3 separate regions of the Mus musculus genome follow, and regions 1 and 2 are each linked to region 3. Evidence: chromatin loops called from intact Hi-C (ENCODE). Cell type or tissue: heart. All regions are shown on one strand.

Region 1 (8,000 bases), 54 kb after region 3:
CTGCAGATATGATGACCTCCTGAAGGGATCCAGACCTGCGATGTGTCATTAGAGTGAGCTAGCTCAGAGTGAACTGTTTTCTCTGAGAAACAATCCCGTGGGAACAGGAGACTGTTGGGGGCATGGGGGTGGGGCTATTTTAACACTGGGTAGGGACAACCATAAATTCACCTTAAGGATTAATAGGCCATGTCAGAAATGGTTTTAGTTTCTTGTTGGCCTCTTCCACTCACTCTGCCAAAAACCTGGCTTCATCTTAGTGTCTCGTTGGAAGCACTATATTCTCTCAAGCTTATTTCTTGCCTTGTAGAAGCTGCATATGAGATCAGAGGCCCCTCTGGTCAAGCCTGGCCCTGCCCCGGGGCAGAGATAAACAGGCCCAGAATCCATTTCTCAGATTGCAACACTGGTGAGTCAGGCAGGGTCGGACAGCTGCTCCCTCCCAGGCGCCCCTTGGCTGTACCTGATAAGGAAGCTCATCGCTCATTCCAGAACTCCGTCTTGCGAGTGCACAAGTATAAACAGACACTCCCAGGCCCTGGTGTTGTCTTAGGGTAAATTATTGACATTCTGAACGGCTGAAACATGGGAGAAAGGGGAAAGCAAACCAACAGACTCGATAGTAACTTCAGTTTTCTTTAGCAAAGCTGTGGAAAAAAATTTGAACTTATTCAGCCAAGGGCAGGCTCAGGAGTTCCTTGAAGCTATGGAAGCAGGAAGGAAGAAGGTTAGACTTGGGGAGGCGCATTCAGGAAAGAACAAATGGCAAAAATACCCAGAGGGAAATGTGTGCCTGCCTACCTTTGCCACAGAGACAATGGATGTTGTAGCATCCTCAAAAGCAAGTAAACAAAACCAATTTCCCCAAAGCGAATGACCTCCTCCTATAACTGGTGTATAAGGAGTGGGGGAAATGGGGTGCTAAGAGCATAGTAACAGTTACATAAGACCAGTACTAGTGCCAGACTACACCTGGTCATCAGTATTTCCCATAGTGCACCTGGTCATCAGTATTTCCCATTCCCCCTGTGGAAAGCAGTTCATAACATCTAAGGCTTTCACATTGATCTTTTCCATTGAACTCCATCAAGCCACTCAATCTGGGTAGGGCATCAGAGCCCATACTTTACAGATGAGGAAATTTGAGGTTCAGGAAGGATATAAGTAACTTACTGAGGCATAATGAAGAGCAGGGAGAGGTAGATCAGTCCTAAGTAGCCAAGAGTTAAAGTACTTCCTAGGACTGGAGAGATGGCTCTGCAGCTAAGATGTAGTGCGGCTTCTGTAGAGGATTTAAGTTTGGTCCCCAGTACCTACAAAGGGGCTCAAAACTGTCTGTAACCTGTAACAACAGTTCCAGGGAAAATGACTCTTTCTCTTCTAGCCTCTAAGGGCACCAGGCACATAATACACATGGATTCATGCAAGCAGACAGTCATATGTATTAAACAGAAATAAATCCACCCCCCCCAAAAAAAAAACAGTGGGCGTGGTGGCACACGCCTTCAATCCCAGCACTTGGGAGGCAGAGGCAGGAGGATTTCTGAGTTCGAGGCCAGCCTGGTCTACAAAGTGAGTTCCAGGACAGCCAGGGGTATACAGAGAAACCCTGTCTCGAAAAACCAAACCAAACTAAACCAAAAACCCACCACCACCAACAACCTCCAAAGGACATCATGGTTCTCCTTTGCTAAGACTGCTTCCAGGGCTCACCCTCCGTTACCTGTGGAGGGAGCAGGCTTGCCACCATCAGCGTGGTCTGCAAGTTTCCGTTATGAAACACTTCTCTGGTTAGTCTCCCAAGTTTTTTTGCTCACAGCAGTTGTATCAGTGAGGAGGAAAAGACCATGTAGAATTTTTAAGCCCTAACTCCAGGCCTTTCTTCCTCTAGTGTCCTTTCCTTGACTGTCTGTTCTATATATATGCTGTGGTTTTAGAGACAATGACCACAGGTCCTCTAGGTGCCACTGTGTGTGTGGTGGAGGAGCAGAGAGCACACAGCTCCTGCCTTTTGGGCATAGGACTTTATAAATGCACTTAACAGTCAGATAGGTGTCTCGAAATTGAGACATCTTTTGGAATCTTGACGGCAGAGCTTTTCTGACTTTGGCCAGCATCGGAAACATCCGGGGTACTTGTTAAAGACAAGGCTATTTAGGCCTCACCCCAGACCTTCTGAATTCCCAGCAGCAGTTCCTGGACTCTGTGTGAGCTTAACAAGCTCCCCAGGTGATTCTGAGGTGTTGGGCCAAGCTTGAAAACCACTGTCTTAGCACAGGGGAGGGAGGTAATCAGGCAAAGGAGGCTGGGGGAGCCACTCTAGGAAAGCTGGTAGGGGCAATAACACCCTAGGGAGTCTGGTGCAGACAGTGAGAAAGACAAATCTTGTTTTGTTTTGTTTTCTTCCTTCAATGAAGTGATCAGATAAAGGTGGCTAGAAGTCTTTTCATACCCGTCTGCTGACAGATTTCTCCTAGGAGAAAGCAATGGATAGTCTTTTTTTCTCCCCAGAACATAGAGTGGAAGTTACCAGGGGCTGGTGGGATGGGGAGGAGGGGTTATTCTTTTAAGGGCACATGATTTCTGTCTGGATTGATGAAAAGGTTCAGGAAATGAGCACTAGTCATACTTGCACAATATTTAATGGTTTTTTGCTGTTGCATTGAATATTTAAATATGGTTAACATTGTATATTTTATATGTATGTTACAACTAAAAAAAAAAAAATAGCTGGCATTTTGAAGGGTAGAAAGATAGGAGCAAATGATCTTCAATTTAGCCCTCAGTACCTGACCTGACAAAGTCCAAGTGTGTGTCATAGAGAAAAGACAATAGATAAAGCTTTTGAGGATACTTGGCACTATTCTGCCTCTTTTACCTTGTTGCTCCTTAGGTTTACAGTACTTTTGAGCCCTGTAGAGCAGTATATCTCAGACTTCACTGTTCAGGGAACTGTCTGAGAACTTAGTTCAACTGCATATGTTAATTGAGTAGGCCTAAGGCCCTTCTAGAGGCATTCCTTCCTAGTTCTCAAATGATGCTGACACTCTGGTCCATTCTGGGAGAGCTGTGTAAATTTCATCTTCATCTACACTGTATCCTCAGAGTCATGAACTGATATAGGAGTTCAGAGGGCAGAACTGTGTCTTTGTTCTGCATTATAACTTATTTAGGGTGCTTCTATCAGTCACCTTTGTGATTTTAAAAAGGACCTCAACTTACCTCAAATTCTGTAGAATGAGGATGTTAGTATCAAATTATTTCTGTTCTTTGCTGCTTCTACTGCAGTTCCGGAGTTGTTGACCTTGTTTGCATAGAGGGTAAATGAACCCTGTTTGCAAGCTCTGGGGAAGCCTTACTGTAGTCTAAATCCCTGCAAACCAATTCCCTCTGAAGAGGGAGCAGAGTGGAGAGAACATGCTGGTGTGGGAATTTCCAGATTTGGACGCCAGTCTGAGTAATTGCCACTTTGGCCTCCTCCATATCCAAACAGCCTTTGCAGCACTGTTGAGAGGGTGGTACATAAAGTATGAATGTAATCATACTGCCATTATTTACTACCGTCGTTTATGTTGATGGTAACGACACTGGCAGTTGATCGATGAAGTGTGTGAGGAGGTTGGGGGAGGGGGCGGAGGGAATGCACGATGGCAGGAGAAAGAGGAACTACATCTCCCAGAACTCCCCTGACAAGCTTACACCGCGACGACGATGCTCCTCCCCTCCCACCGGCGCCCCGCCCCTCAGATGACGTCACAGAGGTGACATCACGGCGCCTAGAGCGAGGCTAGGGTAGAGAGGCCGACCGAGCTGGAGTCGTCGGCTTGTGGAGGAAGCAGCTGGGAGCTGGCGAGAGCGTGAGCGAGCGGGCGGGCAGGCGAACGAGCTAGCGCAGGCGGGAGGGAGCGGCGCACGGCGCGGAGCAGCGGCAGCCCGGGCCGCGGCGGAGCCTCAGTCGGAGGGCAGCCCGAGCGGGCGCCTCGGTCCCCGCCCCCACTCGGCGGGGCAGTGCCCGGTGTTCCCCCGTGCGGGGGGCGGCGGCTGAGCGGACCCCACGGGACCGCGCGGGTGTTGCCACCTCGGCCGAGGAGCCGGCGAGGCCGCGGGGCCCTGCGAGCTGGGCCCGGAGCCCGTGACAGACGGGCCAAGGAGGGGAGAGAGGCGGCGGCGGCGCAGGCGACGGGGAGGCAGCGGCAGCGGCGACACCATGTCATCCCCCAGTCCCGGCAAGAGGCGGATGGACACGGACGTAGTCAAGCTGTATCCTTCATGGAGGGGAATTCGGACTGCGTGTGGGGCGGGTGGGGGTGCCCACTCGAGGGCTCCGGGGCACTCCAGGCCACTGGCCGCGCCTCCCCTCCCTCCCCCAGTGCCTACGGCGGCCCCTTGGCACCTCCCCGGAGCCGAGGGCTTTTTCAGTCCCCCTTTATCTGCAGCCCCCCGAGATGTGCGTTGTTCTTCGCCTTCCTTGCACTCCCCCCCCACCCCCAGCCCCTGACTTTCCCTCTACGACGTTTGGATTCCTAAGACGGCCCTTTCTTAGGGGTGTGTGTGGGGGTATAACTAGACGCCTCCTTCGTCACCGGGAGCTCATCTTCAGGGTCTTTGCTTCCTGTTTGCTAGCTTTGGGTTTATGGGTTCATTATAGAAATTCCTGAGAGGGAAGCCTTTCTCTCTCTCTCTCTTTCTCTCTCTCTCGGGTGTCCCTGTTCCTTCCAGTCACAGTGCTGCTTAAACTGGGGTAACTCAAGCAACCTTCTTTATCCCTAATTCCTTTCTATATTAGGAAGAGAGTAGCCTGCCCAGGGCCCCCTCTTGTAATAAAGAGCTCCGTGTGTTTTAAATCAGACACTCCTGTTAAGCCTTCTGGTCTGGAGAACCTTCCTGTTTTTCTTTCTACTCACAAAGCCTATCCCACTCATAGTGCATGCAGTGAGGACCCCCAGGCCCTCTTAGCAGGCAGGCCACCCTCCATATTGTGGAACTGACAGCTGGGACGAAGGAGAGAAAGGAGCTCCCCGAACAAAATAGCCACTTGAGCAAAACTCCCTCTGAGGATATGGTTCTTGGGGACTGCTTGCCCTGATCTGGGCCAAGTGACACCTTTTATTTTCTACCCCTTCCCCCAGCTTTATATACACCCGAGGTTGCAGTGGGAGAGCTGTAACTGATAAGAGTCCTCCAGGCAGTGGTTTTGGTTGGAATCCAGGCTGATTTTTTTTTGCATGACCAGTAGAGAAATTCGCGAAGGTTCCTAAGGCAAATCGAGCATTTAAAAAAATGTTTTTATTTTTTGAGGGTGGGGGTGAGAGCCCAGTGTTGTAAATAGCTGATCCCCAGGGAGAGGGTGAGGGGGGGCGGTAGTGTGTGAAAGGCTGTTAACAAGTCTTGTCTCCTGTTTCTCTTTTCTGCCTCGCCCCCATCCCCCAACCATTTCCCCCGTTGCAGGATTTTGTTTATATAACTCAAGTTGTTTGTCTAGATTCTTCAGGTAATTCCTTCTCTTACTTGTTGCTGTTTTTTATTTTTTTATTTTTCCTAAACATCAGTGGTGGTTGTCAAAAACTCAGTTATGGAATTTGCTGAAGTTTTTAAAAGTAGTTTTTGCTTAGGATTTTAACTTGGGGGATGGGAGGAAAGTTGCCTAGGCAAGAGTTTTCTTTTTCATTTTCTTTCTTTTTTTTTTTTTTTTTGTGACATCTTTTCAAGAATAAGAAGGTATTTTTTCTCTTTGCCCAGGGGAGAGCTGGCTAGAAATTAAGAATAGTGGTTAGACTCGCAAGTTTTAGGGTTTGAAATCTAGAATTTGGGGGAAGGGCAGTAGTAGGAAGGACTAGAGTGAAGCCAGTAAGAAAGAGTATTACGCTAGATACACACCTAGGCAAATGTGACATCTACTCTTTTATGGGCTGTTTGTGGCTGTGATTGTTTTGTAAATGCATGAATGATACCGGAATGCTGGCTTTTCATACCGCAGGAAAACTTGTAACCATGGCTCTGTACATTCTACACAAAGCAGTTGGGGGGGTATTTTTGTTTAGAAACTAGGAAATGACATGGTGCTAGACTTAGGAGTTTTTTTTGTCTTGAATTGAGAGTTTGAGAGTTACCATCACACCTAATGCAAATTTCACCCTAATGTATAATTGGGATGGAGTGGGGGAGAGAATTCCAGCTGTTTTTGATCGATGTCAGATCCTCAAATTACGTTCATATATAGATTTCTGAAAGATTGAGGATAAAGAGTGAGGCCTAACTTGACCTGATGCCTTTTCCATACAGTGCCTTTTGTTCACGTAGTAGTTGTGGCATCTAGAATGATTACCGCATTTAGGAGTCCGGGTGTGTGGGGGGGTGACTAGTGGGGGGGGGCAGCGAGGGAGAGGGAAACAAAGAACAGCGGGGTGTCTCTCTTCCCCCTCTCCCTAAGTGGCTTATTTCATAGCTTATTTTTAGTAGAAGATGAAGAAAGGCAAAGATGCACTGGCTTCTGTTCTTTCCCCACCTCCCTTGCTGACAAAGAAAGCAGGGCTCTTTAAAACTGTAGATTTCTGAGATAAGAGGATAACAGTTTTGATTTGAAAGCTAGAGGCTATCTCTACTTCAAGTTTATTTTCTGGTTTAATGTAGTTTGGGAGTGAAAATTTTTCGGATTTCCTTTTGTGTGTGCATGTTTGTGTGTATTGTGGAGGTGAGAGATTTTATGGTCTCCTTTCTCAGTTGAATTCACATCAGTAGGCCCAAGTGGAGTTTACAATTTTGGGGAAAGGTATACTTAGTGAAAAATTTAAGAGTGAATTCTTCAGTCTGCTGGTAAGATGGGTACAATCACCTGTCAGTGCTGAGGATTAAAAATGAAAGATGGTGGTAAGGAAGTAGAAAGAAAAGGTCTGAAGGAATGTCTGGTACTTGTCGTCGTCCCTCCGTGGTTTCTTTGGTAGAGGCTGATAGCCAGTTTCATCAATGTCTCCTGTTTCAGCCCATTTTTGGCTGTCTTCTGGGCATAATTACACTACAAGGATTTATAGCTTGGCAGCAACCTATATGGTAGGAAAGTAGCGGTGTGGGGGTAGGGAGAGAAGAGGGTGTGTTACTAATTGGTCACTGCTTTCCTGCACCTTGCCAGACACGGTCTCTTTCAGAGCCAGTGGTATTTCTTTTGTGACGGGTTGGTAGGATAGCCGACTCCCAAGTTATGCAGGGAGTGAGTGTTTTGCACCAATGCACTTAATCTGCTGGGCGATTATACTCTGAAACTCTGACTCATTCATTGTTTCTCTTCTGATCCTCAGCTGAGGGTTGTGCAAACCTCCACAGGAGCCTAGAAACTGATTTACATGACTTTCGGGTGCTGCGGGATAAAAACCACTTGTCTTTAGCCTAGGTTCTGTAAAATGATCTTGGATAGTGCAGCCATTTGCTTGCCAGAGCCAGGTAGATTGCTAGCCTTGAGAGCCACACAGGACTAGCCACCTTTGAGGTTTCCATCGGCAACCACTGATTATTTAGATTGTCTGAGAACTGGGACTCTGGTGACCTTAAGCGTGATTTGCCCTAAAGGAATATTGGTTGAAGTTGTCCCTGGTGGAGGAACAAACAGCTCAGGTTACATGGGTTTCCTTGTTGGTGGGGGTGACTGTCTCGCCCTGTTGCACAGCTCTGGTGAGCCTTTTATCTGTGAACCAGTGCCCCTGCTGAAGGCTAGAGCTGCTTGTTTTGGAAAAGCGTATGCAGGCAAAAGGCCGCAGGCACAGCTCCTTGCAGCTCATTGGCTGCTCTGTTACTACCCGGAAAAGGAGGAGGGGTGGAGCTACCAAACAGCTGATGGGAGTGTGTGACAAGAGTGTGTTTACATACAAAGGAGGTGGGGGCTGGGGATGCCTTGAGCTGCTGACAGAACCAAGGGTATTTTCAAGGGGTAAAAAAAGGAAAACCTGTACTCAGACTCAAGAAATGTTCAAAAAATTAAACTAGAAAACTGAATCTTATCATAATGGGGA
Region 2 (8,000 bases), 150 kb after region 3:
CTAGCCAGCCATAGGGTAGCCCACACCTGTAACTCCTCCAGCACCTGTGCACACACATGCATATAATTTAACATTTTCCTTATTCTAAAAAGTACATTTTTTAAAAGATTTATTTATTTGATGTATATGAGTACACTGTAGCTGTACAGATGGTTGTGAGCCATCATGTGGTTGCTGGGAATTGGACTTAGGACCTTTGCTTGCTCTGGCGCCGCTCTCTCCAGTCCAAAGATTTATTTATTATTATATGAAAGTACACTGTAACTATCTTCAGACACACCAGAAGAGGGCATCAGATCTCATTACAGATGGTTGTGAGCCACCATATGTTTGCTGGGGTTTGAACTCAGGACCTCTGGATAAGCTGTCAGTGCTCTTAACCACTGAGCCATCTCTCCAACCTAAAAAGTACATTTTTAACCAGACATGGTGGTATATGCCTATAATCTCAGCATTTGAGAACTGTGGAAGAGGCAAAAAAGGTCAGAAGTTCTAATTATCCTTGGACTCAAGTTAGAACCATGAGCTCCCGACTAAAAAGAAAAAAAAAATCTTAATTACATTTGTTAAGGTTTTAAGGGCTCTGAGTCTCAGGTCTATAAACTTCGTTCAGAAAGAGCCTGAGTGTGGTGGTACACACCACATCCTCTCAGCACTGGAGGTACACTGGCAAGTTAGTGAGTACACCGTTGTTGTCTTCAGACATCCCAGAAGAGGTCTTCGGATCCCATTACAGATGATTGTGAGCCACCATGTGGTTGCTGGGAATTGAACTCAGGGCCTCTGGAAGAGCAGTCAGTGCTCCCAACAGCTAAGCCATCTCTCCAGCCTCCCTCATGGCAAGTTTTAAAGTTAGTCTAGTCACAGCAAGATCCAGACCTGCCAAGAATACACTGCTGTCTCACAAAACAAAACTGAAGAAACAGGGAAATGTTCCCACCCAGACCCAGTGCAGTCTGGTCAGCATCAGCAGACCTGTGTGATCTGCCTGCTCCTCAGCAGCTTCAACAGCACCACCCACAGCCTGAGGATGAGGGACCTGGGTCCAGCTTGTGCCCTGATGGGATTCCCACCACTGCCCTTCCGTCGTATGTGTTGGCCATTTACTTACACAGCGTGCTTTTAGGAACAAATGTGTTGTTTATTCAGCACTTCTTAAATTCTTTTTAACCAGCACTTTGGCCTAGGCTCTTGGGTGAGTGACCAAGGGTCTCTTCCATGACCCTGAGCCTCACATAGCAGCAGTTCCTGATGAGCAAACAGAGACCATTATCACTGTCTGCTTCCAAAGCCCAGGGGTCAGGCAGAACATTGTCGGGTGGGTGTCCTAATAAGTCACTGTGGAGTCACCACATTTCATTTCTGTCAGCGAGATAAGTCACTTTATTTTGATGGAAAGTAAACAGTGTTTATTGGGGCTGGAGAGATGGCTCAGCGGTTAAGAGCTCTGACCGCTCTTCTGAAGGTAAGAGTGTGGATTGCCCATTTCAACCTAGACAAGTCACTTCCTCTTCAGAGTCCCCCTTCTTTGCTTTTCGTTATTGTGACACTGGTGAGCAGGTGAGTTTGCACCTTGGGGTCACTGCGCTCACACCCTGTGTTTTCTTCACCCTACCCCTCTTTGCAGAGTACATCCAGAAGTACGCAACGGAAGAGGCCCTGAAGGAACAGGAAGAGGGCACTGGCGACAGCTCATCGGAGAGTTCTATGTCTGACTTCTCAGAAGATGAGGCCCAGGACATGGAGTTGTAGTAGAAAAGGCATCTGCTTTTCAGAAAGACTATTATTTCCTAACCATGAGAAGCAGACTCTAATATTCATATTTAAACAAAGCAATTTTTTTTATTACTAAACAAGGTTTTTATGAATAATAGCATTGATATATATATATTATATATCACCCTTTAGATCTTGATTTCTTGGTCATTTCTCAACCTGAGGTGCATAGCATATTCCCACATTCCATTTTGGTAGCAATATGCAGTCCGAATGCATGCATTCATAAGTCCATTTGGCCAAGTCAGCCTGTGTGCTACTGAACTGTCAAGAGATTGCCACTCTCATAGGTAAACATGAGGAAAACAGGAAAAGTTTGCTTCTTTTTATTGATGGTTCCAAAGAAACAAACCAAATCTACCAGCTCTTGGATGAAGATAGAACAGTGCTTTTCCAGAGTGGGAAGGAAGGGGTTGAGACGCGTGCTTTGAGAGCCTGTGAGGCTGCTCCGTCCTTGCCAGCTGCTCCCTAGTCCTGAGTGGTCCTTGGTGAGGAGCAGCAAGATGCAGCGAGTTGAGTGAGACTTAGGGCTTTTGATTTTTTTTTTTTTTTTTTTTGACTCGGATTTAAGTGCATTTTTCTAGGTAGACTCCTGCCCTCCTTGCTACCAGACCTGCAGCCACCTTGGTTTTGCCTTGGAGAACATTTGGGGAGCATTTCCTGAACCCATGTCTTTTGGGGGTACAGCTTGTCATCCAGCAGGAATTATTGAGCGAGCAGGACTGGAGGAGACGGGAATGAAGACACAAGAGTGACATCTGATCCTAGCACGGGGCCTGTTGATCCATTGCCTGGACTGAGCTGTGAAACTGGACGCGGTTTTGGTTTTTTGTTTTGTGTTTCTTTTTTCTTAATTTGTGTGAATTGTACCTAGACAGGTTACAGATTTAATTTTCACCTACCAAGGGACAGTCTCCTCCCTGGACAAGGCTCAGTGGACCATCAGATGGAGGAAGACTGGCCCCATTGCTTGAGCCCCTGTGCGACCCTTGACCTCCAGCCTTAGTTCTCCTGGAAGCTGCCAACTGCTTACGGGAGTGGGTAGATTGGGCGTCTGAGACCCAGAACATCCTAAATTTGCAATGGGTAACAGCTGAAACAAACGGAAGTTTTTGTACCAAAGTGGCCGGAGGTGGGGAAGAACTACTTTCGAGAATTGTTACGGAGGCAGGTTGAGGGGACACTTTGACCCTCCAAGGTAACAGCCAGTCAGATGGCTTGAGGTGCCTGGCCCATGCTGCCGGCTAAATGCCATCCAGTGTGCCCAGCAGTTTCAGACCTGACTCTGGAGGGAATTTGGAGACAGTGTAGACAGCAGCTCTGCTCTGTATTCTTTTTGACAAAACCAGAACAGTAGAAGTAGCCAATCGTAAGACCTGAAGACATTTTGAATGTCCCACTGGACTAACCTTTCTTTTGATGTGTGTTTTTAGTTTAGAAGTGCTATATTCCACAAGGGTTAAGTCAATGAGGTTGGAAGACACCTATCTTTTTTTTTAATTCAAAAAGCACAATCAGTCTTTCCTTTGAAAATCCATATAAAGTACAACTTTTAGCGTGATTATTTTCCTAAATACAAAGACAAATAATTTACTTATTTTATGTTAATTACGGGCATGAAGCAAAAGGTTTCTTTGGGGAACATGCAGTTTTGTAGTGCTGGGGTTGGTTCATGTCCTCTGGCACCCTGGCTTGTTGAAAGGTGGCTTTAGCTGTGTGCTGTGTACCTGCTTACGTGGCCTGCTGTCCTCTGTGTGATTAGGAGGGTTTCTGCTGGCCCTGCAGCTTGCTTCCCTGCGGATTAGGCCTTTGCTCATGCTATAGCCTTCATGTGGGTGCTACCTAGAGCAGGCGTGAACTGCTGGGTGGTGATTGTGAGTTCAGACAATAAAAAAAATGTATTTTTTTCAATACTGTATAAAAATAGTATTCTGATTACCTCCCCCTCAATAAAAAAAAAGTCCAGATAATTGCTTTTGATATTGATGGAAAAACTACAAAACAGACACAACAAACCAGAGCCAAGTTTGGGGAACGGGTGTGAGCAGCTCTGGCTCCTGACCCTCACCGGGTCCGCTTTGCCCCAGTGAAGAGACAGCATTCCTTCCTGTGCAGACCTGAGTGCAGAGTGTGTCCATCTCGGCGTATGGTGAAGGTGTCACTGGGTTCTGCAGCACTGGAGTTTCCATGACCGCTCCCACATCACCCCACCCTCGACTCTGGCACCAGTATGGTTCTATGCATGTTGCAGCTCTCTGGGCTGTGACTCTGTTAAGAAGGTTTGCCAGCTTTCTGGCCCTTCCCCGCTCCTAGTTACTAGATGACCATACTCATACTTGCAAAGGAGAGGAGAGAGTGCTAAAGCCTGGTTCTGACTGAGGGCTCTGCGTCCCTGCAGTAAACAGGTGAGATCTGCAGCAGGGCAGGGCTGCTTTAACAGGCAGGGGTGGCAGTAAGTCACAGCTGCTGCTGCTGTCGTCTGCCCGCCATTCAGCTAACCGTTCTGTTGAGGTCCTGCCTTGTGCTTTCCTAGTGGAAGCCGTCCTTTGCCCCCGTTGATGACTTGAGCCCTTGCCAAACAAACACCGATGAGTGAAGTGGCTGCAACTTGGCAGCCCCAAAACCTGCCACACCCCTGCACCCCTGGAAGCCCAGCACCGGGGCCAGCAGGCTGTGTTCCGTGCTTGCCAACCTAGACCCTGGCATTAGAAATTGTTTTGTCAGCAGTCTCTGCCCTCTCGAGAGAGATGAGCAGCCTCAACTGACGTTTCTATTAATGAGTTATCAGAAGTTGCAACATCTCTCCAGCACTAATGTGTTTTGTCCACTTCAAACGCTGTTCTAATTGCCAACCGGCTGCTCTAGGCTCCTGAGGAGTGTCCCTTCTCAAAGGAACTGCGCCCTGGAAAGGGCTCCCCGAAGTTCTAGGTGGCCTTGACCTGACACTTGCATTTTCTAGGCCACTCTTTGGGGTGGCTGAGAATCATGACAGACCCTCTGCCAGTCTCTAGTTTCTCTGGGTCAGGTTTCTGAGTACTGGCATTGGATTTTAAGCGGCATGTGACCCTTTGTGTTTTAGTGACTCAGAAAAGTCAAGCCATTTGCAAAAGTTAGCAGTTTGTTTTGTCAACTTGTAACTGGGTCATAGCCTTGCTGAGTGAAACCAACTCATTTCTGATTGGGCACAAAGAACTGCATTCTTTGGACGTGTGAATCCATGTTCCTCTTCCTCTGGCCACTGAACACCTCCACCAGCTCTTTGGGAATTGGATGGAAAGGCGGCCCCTGGGGGCCAGGGGTGTGCAGCTTCCCACTCACGGGAGGAGTGGCCAGGGCTCTTGGTTTAGCAATTACACAGCTCTAGGTGCGGGAAGAAATGGCCTTTAATTACTGATTGTATTTGGTACATATTGTGTGATACTTGAAGAGATAAAAGGGACTTACCAGCCCTTAATTGAAATCTAAGCTTTTTACCGCTTTCCCCTCCTTGCCCTCTCTCCTCCCTTCTGCCCTCCTTGCATTGTGATGATCTAGTGGGCATGTCTGTCACCTGGACAATTGCCTCTTCTGACTATAACCTCTTAATAGTTGTGTATAATGAAAACTGTAAACTTTTTTAAATAAAATGTGTATATACCTTGGCAAATGGCTGAACTTGATCTATCACAGCTGCCCCACGCACATCCAACACAACCAAGGGCAAATCAGGATAGTATGTCACTCTCGGGCAGCAATAACCAAGGGGGCCCGCCCGCAGATGGATGGCTGAGGTGTGAGCATCACAGCTGTCCCTGCAAAGCCCAGATGGGTTGGTCTCCTCGTCCTCTCTGAGGGTGTGAACTTGGTCTGAACTTGATGGTCACTGTCTGGACTGCCTGTGTGCCCAATGATAACTTCCCTGAGGAACCAAACCCTGCCTTTCAATTCCATTACAGCTCACATGCACTAACCAGCCAGCAGGTGGCAGTACCGTCCAGTCTCCTGAGCTGTCAGAGGACCTGAGACAAGGGTTTATTGTTAAGTAGGCATAGTGATGCTGTCTCCACGAGACAGCTTCATATCTGCCTGTTAACAGAAATTTGGCAAGAGGAAGCAGGTCAGGCACCAGACACCTGGGACTGTCCCTTGAATAAGGTAGAGCAATGAGGCACTCCTGAAACAGCAGTTCAACATGTGGTCCTCACTAGCCCCTTACCCAAAGGCCTGGAAACCAGAGCTATTGAATCCCGTAGGAGCTGGGCTACTTAAGTTCCAGCCCCTGTACCCTTCAGTCCTTGGCTAAACAATGAAGTCTGCAAGTCTTCCTTGCAGACCTGATTCAATACCATAGCCCCTTTAAAGGCTACTTGGAACACTAAGGTCCTAATACAGGTTTGGAGTTTTTAGACCCAAGAGACTTTGGGAGTTCATAGAACCCATTTTTGACTGAACTGGGAAATGTGGGTAACAGCCCCAGGAGGAGTCCACAGCAATCTCACCCTCAGCAGCCCTCTGGGTGTCAAAACCTTGTCCTCCTTTCCTGAGGCATGGCTCCTTTTCCAGGAGAGGGGGTTTCTAAAGTTTGTGATTTTAGACAGTTGGGGTCCCAGAGGTTGTACTTATGTATTAGTTAGGGTTTTACTGCTGTGAACAGACACCATGACCAAGGCAAGTCTTATAAAAAAACATTTAATTGGGGCTGGCTTACAGGTTCAGAGGTTCAGTTCATTACCATCAAGGTGGGAACATGGCAGCATCCAGGCAGGCATGGTGCAGGAGAAGCTGAGAGTTCTATGTCTTCATCCAAAGGCTGCTAGTGGAAGACTAACTTCCAGGCAACTAGGGTGAGGATCTTATGCCCACACCCACAGTGACGTACCTACTCCAACCAGGTCACACCTCCAAATGGTGCCACTCCCTGGTCCAAGGACATACAAACCATGACAATTTAGGAACTTCTCTCAGTCTGAAGGGCAACAGGACCCTCCCCCTCTGGACTGAGGTGCTGAAACCCTGGAATCTCGGGGTGCCCTACCCACCAGAGAAGAAAAACAAGGTTTAGGATACCCACAACTCCTAGACCCACCAAACACACCCCAAGATAGTTCATTGTGGCTGGCTGAGGTGTGATCTCCAGAGCTACAACCTCTGGAAAGGTGAAGGTTTTCTGACCCCTCGGGTATTTAAAGTTACCTCAAAGGAGTGTTCCCTCTATCTAGTTCAGAGCTGTGTTCTTGTCTATGGGGATGGAAATACACACACACACACACATAATAGATAACACAGATTTTTTTTCATACATATACACACATGTGTGTGTATGTGTGTGTGTGTGTATGCCCTTCTGGGCCAGGCATGGTGGCATTATATACCTCTAATCCTCGGCCCATTCAGTAGGCAGAAGCAGGTAGATCTCAGCACAGAGGCAGCCTGCTATACATAAAGAGTTCCAGGACCAGATCCTCTCTCAACAAAACAAAACCCAAGAAACCCTTCTGCAGATTTCAAAAGAGTTCTGTGCTGATAGCAGCTGAGAAACATAAACGCCTTCCTCCAGAGCAATGGGTCTCACTCAACCTGTGGTCACAACTCCTTTGGGGATCAAATGACCTTTTCACAAAGGTCGGAAAACACAGATATTTGAATTGATTCATAACAGCAGAATTACAGTTATGAAATAGCAATGAAAATAATTTCATGACTGAGAATCACCACAAAAGGAGGAACTGTATTAAAGGGTTGTAGCATTAGGAAGGCTGAGAACCACTGCTTTGCCCTGTATGCAGAAAGTTCTGCCCTCTTAGGATTCCATTGTGAGCACTCCAGTGAGTAGACCAGCCCTCCCTCCATCCTGGGGCCGTAACTGAGAGAGAGAGAGAGTGTGTGGTTACTATGCTGGATCCTAGGACTTAAGGCTTTGTGAACTATGACCTCATGCTGTTCAAAGTACAGAGTCGATGGCCTGCACCTACTGGAGCCTTCTGTTGTAAGACTCTGGCAAGGCGTAGCTTACTGGGAACTCCCTGAGTGAATGATGCAGAGCCAGGAATCCATGCAAAAAGCAAGAGGAATTTATTGTTCCAGCGCTTTGGGGTTGTCCTACACATGGAGGTGAGAGAGAACGACCACACAGCACATTTGGGCGAGTATTTATACAGTTTTCAAAGCAGCAGCCATTGGGCACAATGTGATTGACAGAAGAGTGTGACTTAAACTGATTGGTCTTTAGAGAATGAAGTGGCAGG
Region 3 (8,000 bases):
TCCTGAGCTATATGAAACCCTGTCTCAAAAACCCAAAACGGTGGGCTGGAGAGATGCTTTAGTGAGTAGAAGTGCCTGCCAGGCCTGCTGACCTGAAACCAATCCTTAGGCCCCACAGAAGAGGAGACAACAGATTTCTTCCATATGTGGATGGTGTTATATGCTTACTGCACACATACATGTACACAAAATAAAATGATTTTTAACAAATTAAAACAAAACAAAAAAAGGTTAAACTTTCAAAAAAAAAAAAAAGGCCAGGTGTTGGTAGCACATGCCTTTAATCTCAGTACTTGGGAGGCAGAGGCAGGAGGATTTCTAAGTTTGAGGCTACAGAGTAAGTTCCAGGACAGCCAGAGCTACACAGAGAAACCCTAAGCTTTTTGGGATCGCTGTCTTACATGTCTCCCACTAGAAACGCTGACTGTGCTCTTAGCCCTCAGAACTGTGGCCTTTTTTCTTTTCTTTCTTTTCTCCCCCCTCCTTTTTTGGTTTTCTTTTTCTTTTATTTATGTATATGAGTACACGATTGCTGTCTTCAGACACACCAGAAGAGGGATTCAGACCCCTTTGCAGATGGCTGTGAGCCACCATGTGGTTGCTGGGAATTGAACTCAGGACCTCTGGAAGAGCAGTCAGTGTTCTTAAACACTGAGCCATCTCTCCAGCTCTCATTTATTTATTTGTTTGTTTATTTATTATTTTATTTATATGAGTACACTGTAGCTGTACAGATGGTTGTGAATCTTGTAGTTGTTGGGAATTGAATTTTTAGGACCTCTGCTCACTCCGGTTGGCCCAGCTCACTCAGTCCCTGCTCGCTCCAGCCCAAAGATTTATTTATTATTATACATAAATACACTGTAGCTGTCTTCAGACACACCAGAAGAGGGTATCAGATCCCATTACAGATGGTTGTGAGCCACCATGTGGTTGCTGGGATTTGAACTCAGGACCTCTGGAAAAACAGTGTTCTTAATCACTGAGCCATCTCACCAGCCCTTTTTTTTTTGGTTTTCTTAAGACAGGGTTTCTCGTCGGGTGTGGTGGCACATGCCTTTAGTCCCAGCACTTGGGAGGCAGAGACAGACAAATTTCTGAGTTCGAGGCCAGCCTGGTCTACAGAGTGAGTTCCAGGACAGCCAGGGGAACACAGAGAAACCCTGTCTTGAAAAATTTAAAAAACGAAACAAAACAAAAGACAAGGTGTCTCTGTATAGCCCTCGCTGTTCTTGAATCCAGTCTGTAGAACAGAGACCCACCTGCCTCTGCCTCCTGAGTGCTAGAATTAAAGGCGTTTGCCACCACCACATGACCAAAAAGCTTCTTTCTTTATTAAGTACCCAGTCTTGGGTGTTTTCTAACAGCAACACAAAACAGACTAATACATTTATTACCCACAAAAATAATCCTATAAGATTTCCCACTTTATTAATTCTATTGGGCAGTCTTATGGGATGCTGACTAACCTCTGTTTGTCTTCTGGGTAACAGCTCCCAGTTCCCCCTTCTTTGTTTCCCAGGTTTGCACCTTCTTTCACTGTCCTTAGCCCTAGTGAGAGTCAAGGTCATCCAGACTCTCTTCTCTCCATCCTCCCAGCCCTGTGGTTGACCTGCCAGGGTTGGCACTGGAGCCTCTAGGAGCCTCTGTTTGGCAGAGGTCGGGTGTCTCATGCAAGCTGATTTGCTTGCCTAGGGGAAGACTGACGCTCGAAGATATCTGATCCCTCACTCTGTCATAGCTGGAGTGTGGCAGACAGTGACACTCCAGTCCCTCCCTCCCAACCTTCTGCTCTTTCCATTGCCTTGCAGCCGGGAATAACTCAGGCCTCGTGACTCTGTGATTCTCTTTTCCCAAGCCCTGAGCTGAGCTCTGCCTCGGTAGAAAGGAGGATTGTGTTGCCACGGCTCATAAAACACTAGTTTCCTAGCTCTTTGTAGATTTTAGCCAATTGTAATAGACTCACCGAGTGGGACATTATTTTCAGGGGCTTTCCACATTTGGTCATCACACCCGTAGACAACTGGGACTGCTTCTCAACCCAGCTCTTGACTATTTTCCACCCAGCTCTGTCTCAGCAACAAAAACAGCTGCTTGTATGGCCTGACCACCACCAAGAGCTCAGACGCTTCCTCCTCAAGCTTTCCTAACTATTTTTAGTTCCTTTCCTATTCTGGGTTTTCTTTGGCTTTATAGAGCCGTCATCTGGCCCGCTGACCCATGCCTTTAGGAGAGAATGCTACACTTGAGCCCTTCATTGAGAGGCTGTTCTTTCCATCTTTAGCCCATGTTCTCTTTTCAGTGCCTCCCTAACTAAATTGATTCATGTAGCTGAAACCAATGGAGGACCAGGAGACCGTGCACAGGCCTCTGGGTAGGGCAGTGAGGTCACAGGGATTGAGGGTCAGAGTGTTTTAATCCGTTTATTGACCTTGTACTCGATGCTCTGAGCTGTCTACCCAGTACATCAGTGAGCTGTAGAGACGAAAGTGACCAGCAACCAGGGGGTAGAAGTCGGAACCAAAATGCCTAGGACTCCAGATTTATCTACCAGGAAGGCCTTCACTACCTTCAGGAAGAAGTCAAGACCAGACATACACACACACACACACACACACACACACACACACACACACACACACACACACGCGACCCTTTTCAAAGTCTGTTCAGTTCCAGGCCAGTCCTGTCTAGCCCAGTAAGAGCCAATAGAAAGGAAGCTGCACTGTAGTCCCCACAAATGAGGCAGCTCTGTGGCCATCTTAAGAGTCAAGGCTGTGTCTAGAATGTGCTTCTCGTGCAGTGTGAGGGAGGTGGGGAGGACGGAAGAGCAGTGCTCAGCAGGAGGACACTGGAAAACTGATCTTACTCGTTTTTTCAGACATTTGCCTACACACGAGGCCTAGCTTCATCATTAAAGCCCCATATAATCACTATTCCTTTTCACAAATGAGGATGCTGAAACATAATACTTTGCTCAAAGTCACTAGCCAATGAGGGCCAACATTCAAGTTTGGACCATCTGTATCCAAAGTCTAGCCAAGGTTCCACAAAAGACAAGACATATGCATGACAATGTTTATATATTTCTACTTGAAATAAATTGAAGATAACCTAAACATCTGGTAATTGATTACAGAGTATAGCTTGGGAGACTATCATTTAAATTATTGAAATGATTATTGTAAGGGCCAGGGAAATGGCTCAGAGGTTAAAAGCATATCTTGATCTTAAAATGGACCCAAGTTCAGTTTTCCCCACCCACATGATCCATAACCCTGGTTCTAGAGAACCTGACACCCTCTGGTCATCTCTCACACCAAGTATGCACGTGGCACATCAACATACATGCAGAACACACACCCATATGCAGAAAATAGATCTAAAAAATAGTGTAGTCATTCACAGTGGCGGGCGCATTTAATGTCACCTTTCAGGAGGTAGAATCAGGTGAAGCTGTGTGTACTGAGGCCAGTCTGTCCTACATAGTTCCAGGATGGCCCACATACTGAGACCCTGTCTTACAAAACAAAACAAGAAAAACATTGCCTCAAAAAAAAAATCAAAGGACTATTATTGTTTTTTTTTCAAAGATTTATTTATTATTATTATACATAGGTACACTGTAGCTGACTTCAGACATGCCAGATCTCATTATGGGTGGTTGTGAGCCACCATGTGGTTGCTGGGATTTGAACTCGGGACCTTCAGAAGAGCAGTCAGTGCTCTTACCCGCTGATCCATCTCCCCAGCCCAGGACTATTATTGTAATGTAGTTTATTCATATAGTGGAATGATACTCAGAGTTTTTAAGTTGCTCTTTATCTAATGTGGGTCAAAAACGTGTGTAACTAGAGTGATCTGTGTTCTGTAGGTAACTAGACATCCAGGAAAATGTGACGTATGAGGTAGTAAATGGCTAGAAAACTTAGAAAACTTCCCCTTTATGAGAGCCATAGCATCTGCCCACTTTCCAAAAACTTAGGTATTTAGTCCAGACTCAAGGTCAGGTTAGCTATAGTGTCAAGCTGTAATACTAGCAGTACCCACTAGAGCCATTAGGTGCCGCCAGTGCTTCACATTAAACTCCAGCTTGCCTTTCAAACAACCACGGACCCACCGCCACCAATCACTGGGGGACAGGCCCTGGGCGACAACTCTCCTTTCCAAATGGTTCACCCTCATTTCTGCATCATTTTTCGGGTGTTTTGATTTGTTTTGTTTTGTTTTGTCTTAGAAAATGTCTCACTTTGTAGCCTTGTCTGGTCTGGAAATTTTGTCAGTGGTTCTTAACCTTCTTAATGCTGTGGCCCTTTTAATACAGTTTCTCGTGATTTTTTTTTTCTTTTTACATGACTAATTAATTTTGCTACACTTAGGAATGGTAATGTAAATACCAGTTTTCCGGTGGCCTTATGTGACCCCTGTGAAAGGGTCACTTGACAACCCCTCCCACGTTGGGTTGCAACCCACAAGTTGAGAACCTCTGCTCTATTTAGACTAGATTGGCCTCAGACACAGAGACCCACCTCCATGTGCCTCCCTAGCGCTCTTATGGAAGGCAGACACCACCTCGCCAGCCTCGCCACAGCATCTGGCTTTGTCTTGTCTAAGTCAGTGTAGACTGGAAGTTGGGGCTGCCTGCTTTGTAGCACAGACCAGTCCAGTGATAGGAAAATGGACAGCATGGAGGTGGGTGCCCAGAGAAGAGGAAAGAGAATGTATTTAGTGAAGATCCAGAGAAGTGGAGGATGCTCTCCTTTTTTTTTTTTTTTTTTTTTTTTTTTTTTTTTTTGAGACAGGGTTTCTCTGTATAGCCCTGGCTGTCCTGGAACTCACTCTGTAGATCAGGCTGGCCTCAAACTCAGAAATCCTCCTGCCTCTGCCTCTCGAGTGCTGGGATTAAAGGCACTCCTGAGGATGCTCTCCTTAAAGTTCAGGGCTAATCCCTTGTATCCAGCATTAGAGACATTGTATCCACCATTAGAGGCGTGCAGAAATGCCTAAAGACCAGACTGACTGGGAAGCCAGAAGAGAAAGCCACAAGAGGAGACGAGCCACTGGCAGCCACCTTGCTCCACATGGCTGCACTGACGCCAGTCCTCCCAAGGTGTCACCAACACTCAGGCTGAGTCACTCCAAACCCAGCCCACAGAGTTAAGCCAGTAACAAAACCTGGAGGACGTGGCCACAGGGCCAAGGGCCAGAGCAATGTCATCACGGGCAACCGTGCAGCTCGGGCCCGGCAGATGACCCTTTCCTTGTGAGCATTCCAGGGTGTGTGACTGATGCTCACTGACCCCGATTCATGGCGGCACGGAACACAAAGAGGTCATTACTGCCCCTTGATCCACCGGGGAAACTGAGGAATGGAGTGGGGAAGCAGCTTTGGCCCGTGAGTCAGTGGTACAGGTCATGAGTTCATTACCACCCCGTCAGGTCAGTCAGGTGCCTATGAAGCCACACTTCCCAACCAGAAGTAAACATGGCTGTCCAGGGCCAGGGAAGGGAGGGCCTTCCACCCAGTGCCCTTTCCATACCTGTCCAGCGGTAGAACCAGACACAAAGTTGCAAAGACTATGGCCTGACTCCCTGCATTCAGCCAAGGTCAGAGTGGGGAGTGACAGCCAAGACGGCACACAGGTTGTGGCCAAGCCAGCTCAGAGTCAGTCGGGATCTGGCCATCTGGACTCAAATACTGGATGCCCTTGTTATCAGTCTGTCTTCTGAGCCAGCTCCTGGGGCCTCTGCTTCTTGATATGTAAAAGGGGCAGGAGTAGTCAGTGTCTATGTCAAAGGGCTGCTTAAGAGCTAAGGGACCTGATGTTTGTTACGTGGTTGCTAAGCAATCCTTAGCTGCACACCTGGCCACCCGTGTCTCCAGGCTGTAGGGACTTTTGGGTCTGAGGAAAAGAAATGGGCACTGGGCTCAGGCAAAAACATCCCAGAATGTCTCGCTAGCTCATCCTTGCTATGGGAAGGATTCTTCTCGCCCAGTGGCTCTCCCCCATCAGCAGAGGTGCTGGTACTTCAGCTCGATGCCCAGTTTTAGAAGCATCGGGAAGCAGCATCTTGGGCAACCAAACACCAAGTGAGATAACCACATTCTTGCCAGCCTCCTCCAGCCTTGGCTCAGGGCCCAGCAGGGCCACCCTTAGGAGATGGTGCTAAGAAGACAACAGGCAAGCTAATTATAGGCCCGGCCTGCTGGGCTGTGGACACTGCCTGTTTGGCCTGCACGGCTTACCTGAGTCATCTATCCTGCGGCCACTTGAGCCTGGATCTGGACTAGCAGGCCACAGGGAGTCAGGAGCGCCTTCCCTGTGCTCAGTCTGGTCAGCTGCACCACTTCCTGCCTCTTTTCCCCTCAGAAAGCCAGTTGAGGCAGGTGAGCACCCCAGATCAGAGGCCAGAAGGCCTAATGCCTACTGCGAGGTGAGCACAATGCTGGGATCCCAGAGTCTCTGGAAAAATCACTTCACAGGTCAAAGTAAAAGGCATAGAATGAACAGGGCAGTGGCCTCCTCCTTCCACCACACGGTCCACACCTCCATCCTCTCCCTGAACCTTACTGGTCTGCAGGGGCCCCAGCTCTCTTGCTCCTCAGTGGTCAGCTGTGATCTGGGCTCAGTTCCCATAAACTTAGCCCAGGAATTTTTCAAAGTAAAAGGAGGGCAAATATGGGTGCCGTGGTTCAAAAAATCAGTCTTAAAATCACAACAGAGTTAGAAAACATTCTTTGAGGCGTTAAAAATGAGGATAAATGACAAGAAAGTCCCCAGCTCTTTGGATTTAGTGCATTAGGGAGGCAAGGGTGTGGCAGGAGAAAAACTGGGGGTACCCTCTGTGAGGGGAATGTTTGCACCCATAGCAGGGCTCATCTGTGCACTAGAAGGCCAACATGGAAAGCTGTGAACCCAGACTCGGGAGGCAGAGGCAGAGGGGTCAGGAGTTCAAGGTCAGCTTTGGATAAGTGGTGAGTTCAAGGCCAGCATGGGCTACATGAGGTCCTATTAAAAAAAAAAAAAAAAAGCCAAAGGGGCCGTGAGTGAGGTCGGGCAAGAAACAGGAAGTGATGTGGGTGGGTGCTGTTTTGTTTTGCTTCTGTTTTTGAGAGGGAGAAGGAGAGGGAGAGTGTGTGTGTGTGCCAAAAGCCATAGGTCTCCTAGAGCAGGAGTCACAGGAAGTGAGTTGTCTGACATAGACGTATGGGATTGAACTCACGTCCTTTGGAAGAGCAACACTTGTTCTTAACTCTTAAGTCACCTTTTCAGCCCCTAATTTTTTTTTTTAATTTAAAAAAAAAAGATGTGTGTGTGATTGGAGGGGTCTATCATGGCACAAGAGTGGAGGTCAGAGGACAACTTTGGAGTTGATTCTGTCTGTCTACCTTTAGGTGGGTCCTTGTCATAACAGCAGCCATCTCACCAACCTGTTCTCTTGGTTGTTTTTGTTTTTGTTTTTGTTTTTTCCCCTCCCTGTTTTATTTTAGTTATCTATCTATTTATTTTGAGACAGGGTTTTTCTGTGTAGCCCTGGTTGTCCTGGAACTCACTCCATAGACCAGGCTGGCCTCGAACTCAGAGTGCTGGGACTTAAGGCATACAACCCGGCCTTCCTTCCTTTTTTTTTTTTTTTTCCTGACAGGGTCTGTATCTCCCTCTGTAAGCCTGGCTGACATGCCTCTTGCTATGTAGTGACTGTAAGGCTGGACTCAAACTCAGAGATTCTGCCTGCCAAGCCGCCCACGAGCTGGGGTTCAAGGCTTGTGCCCCTTCACCCTGCCTTGTGTTTTGATATTTGAGACAGGTTCTCTTGTAGTCAGCTTTAAACTCTCCATCCTCCTGCCTCTACCTTGCAGGTGCTGGGATCACAGGTATGTACCATGATGCTTGTCTGTTTTAAGGGAGCCATCCTTTTGGGGTAGGAATGAAGTTCTCTGCTCCCCAGGAGAGTAGACCACCAAGCGCCTGCCCGAGAGCTTTGCCTGGCCTCTCTCC

What was found. Peaks named below come from ENCODE experiments on the same cell type or tissue, not always from the same donor. Only the 100,000 strongest peaks of a DNase experiment are listed, where the experiment ranks them.
Region 1: it touches region 3 in a loop (2.9-fold over the local background); 15 of 42 quality-filtered maps call a loop at or near these places.
Region 2: it touches region 3 in a loop (4-fold over the local background); 24 of 42 quality-filtered maps call a loop at or near these places.

The regions. Positions count from the first base shown.
Region 1 is chr6:30,300,312-30,308,311 of GRCm38, reverse strand. It overlaps Ube2h (ubiquitin-conjugating enzyme E2H), which reads left to right and starts at 3,773. Exons shown (of 7, transcript NM_009459.3): 1 at 3,773-4,260. The coding sequence starts at 4,208. It overlaps 1700095J07Rik (RIKEN cDNA 1700095J07 gene), which reads right to left and starts at 3,697. Exons shown (of 2, transcript NR_166056.1): 1 at 3,223-3,697. In heart, a CTCF peak has its summit at 7,659; DNase peaks (open chromatin) are centred at 401, 3,751, 5,351, 7,751 and 1 weaker place; H3K4me3 peaks cover 4,792 bases; H3K27ac peaks cover 7,000 bases.
Region 2 is chr6:30,208,711-30,216,710 of GRCm38, reverse strand. Ube2h (ubiquitin-conjugating enzyme E2H) reads left to right here. Exons shown (of 7, transcript NM_009459.3): 7 at 1,628-5,422. The coding sequence ends at 1,752. Among named protein-coding and RNA genes, the nearest start is that of Gm31221, 35 kb to the right of the region's middle. In heart, no CTCF peak of the experiment used is centred here; DNase peaks (open chromatin) are centred at 4,340 and 5,570; H3K27ac peaks cover 550 bases.
Region 3 is chr6:30,354,041-30,362,040 of GRCm38, reverse strand. No RefSeq gene overlaps it. Among named protein-coding and RNA genes, the nearest start is that of Zc3hc1, 33 kb to the left of the region's middle. In heart, CTCF peaks have their summits at 4,054 and 5,079; DNase peaks (open chromatin) are centred at 1,700, 4,090, 5,270 and 6,225; H3K27ac peaks cover 3,102 bases.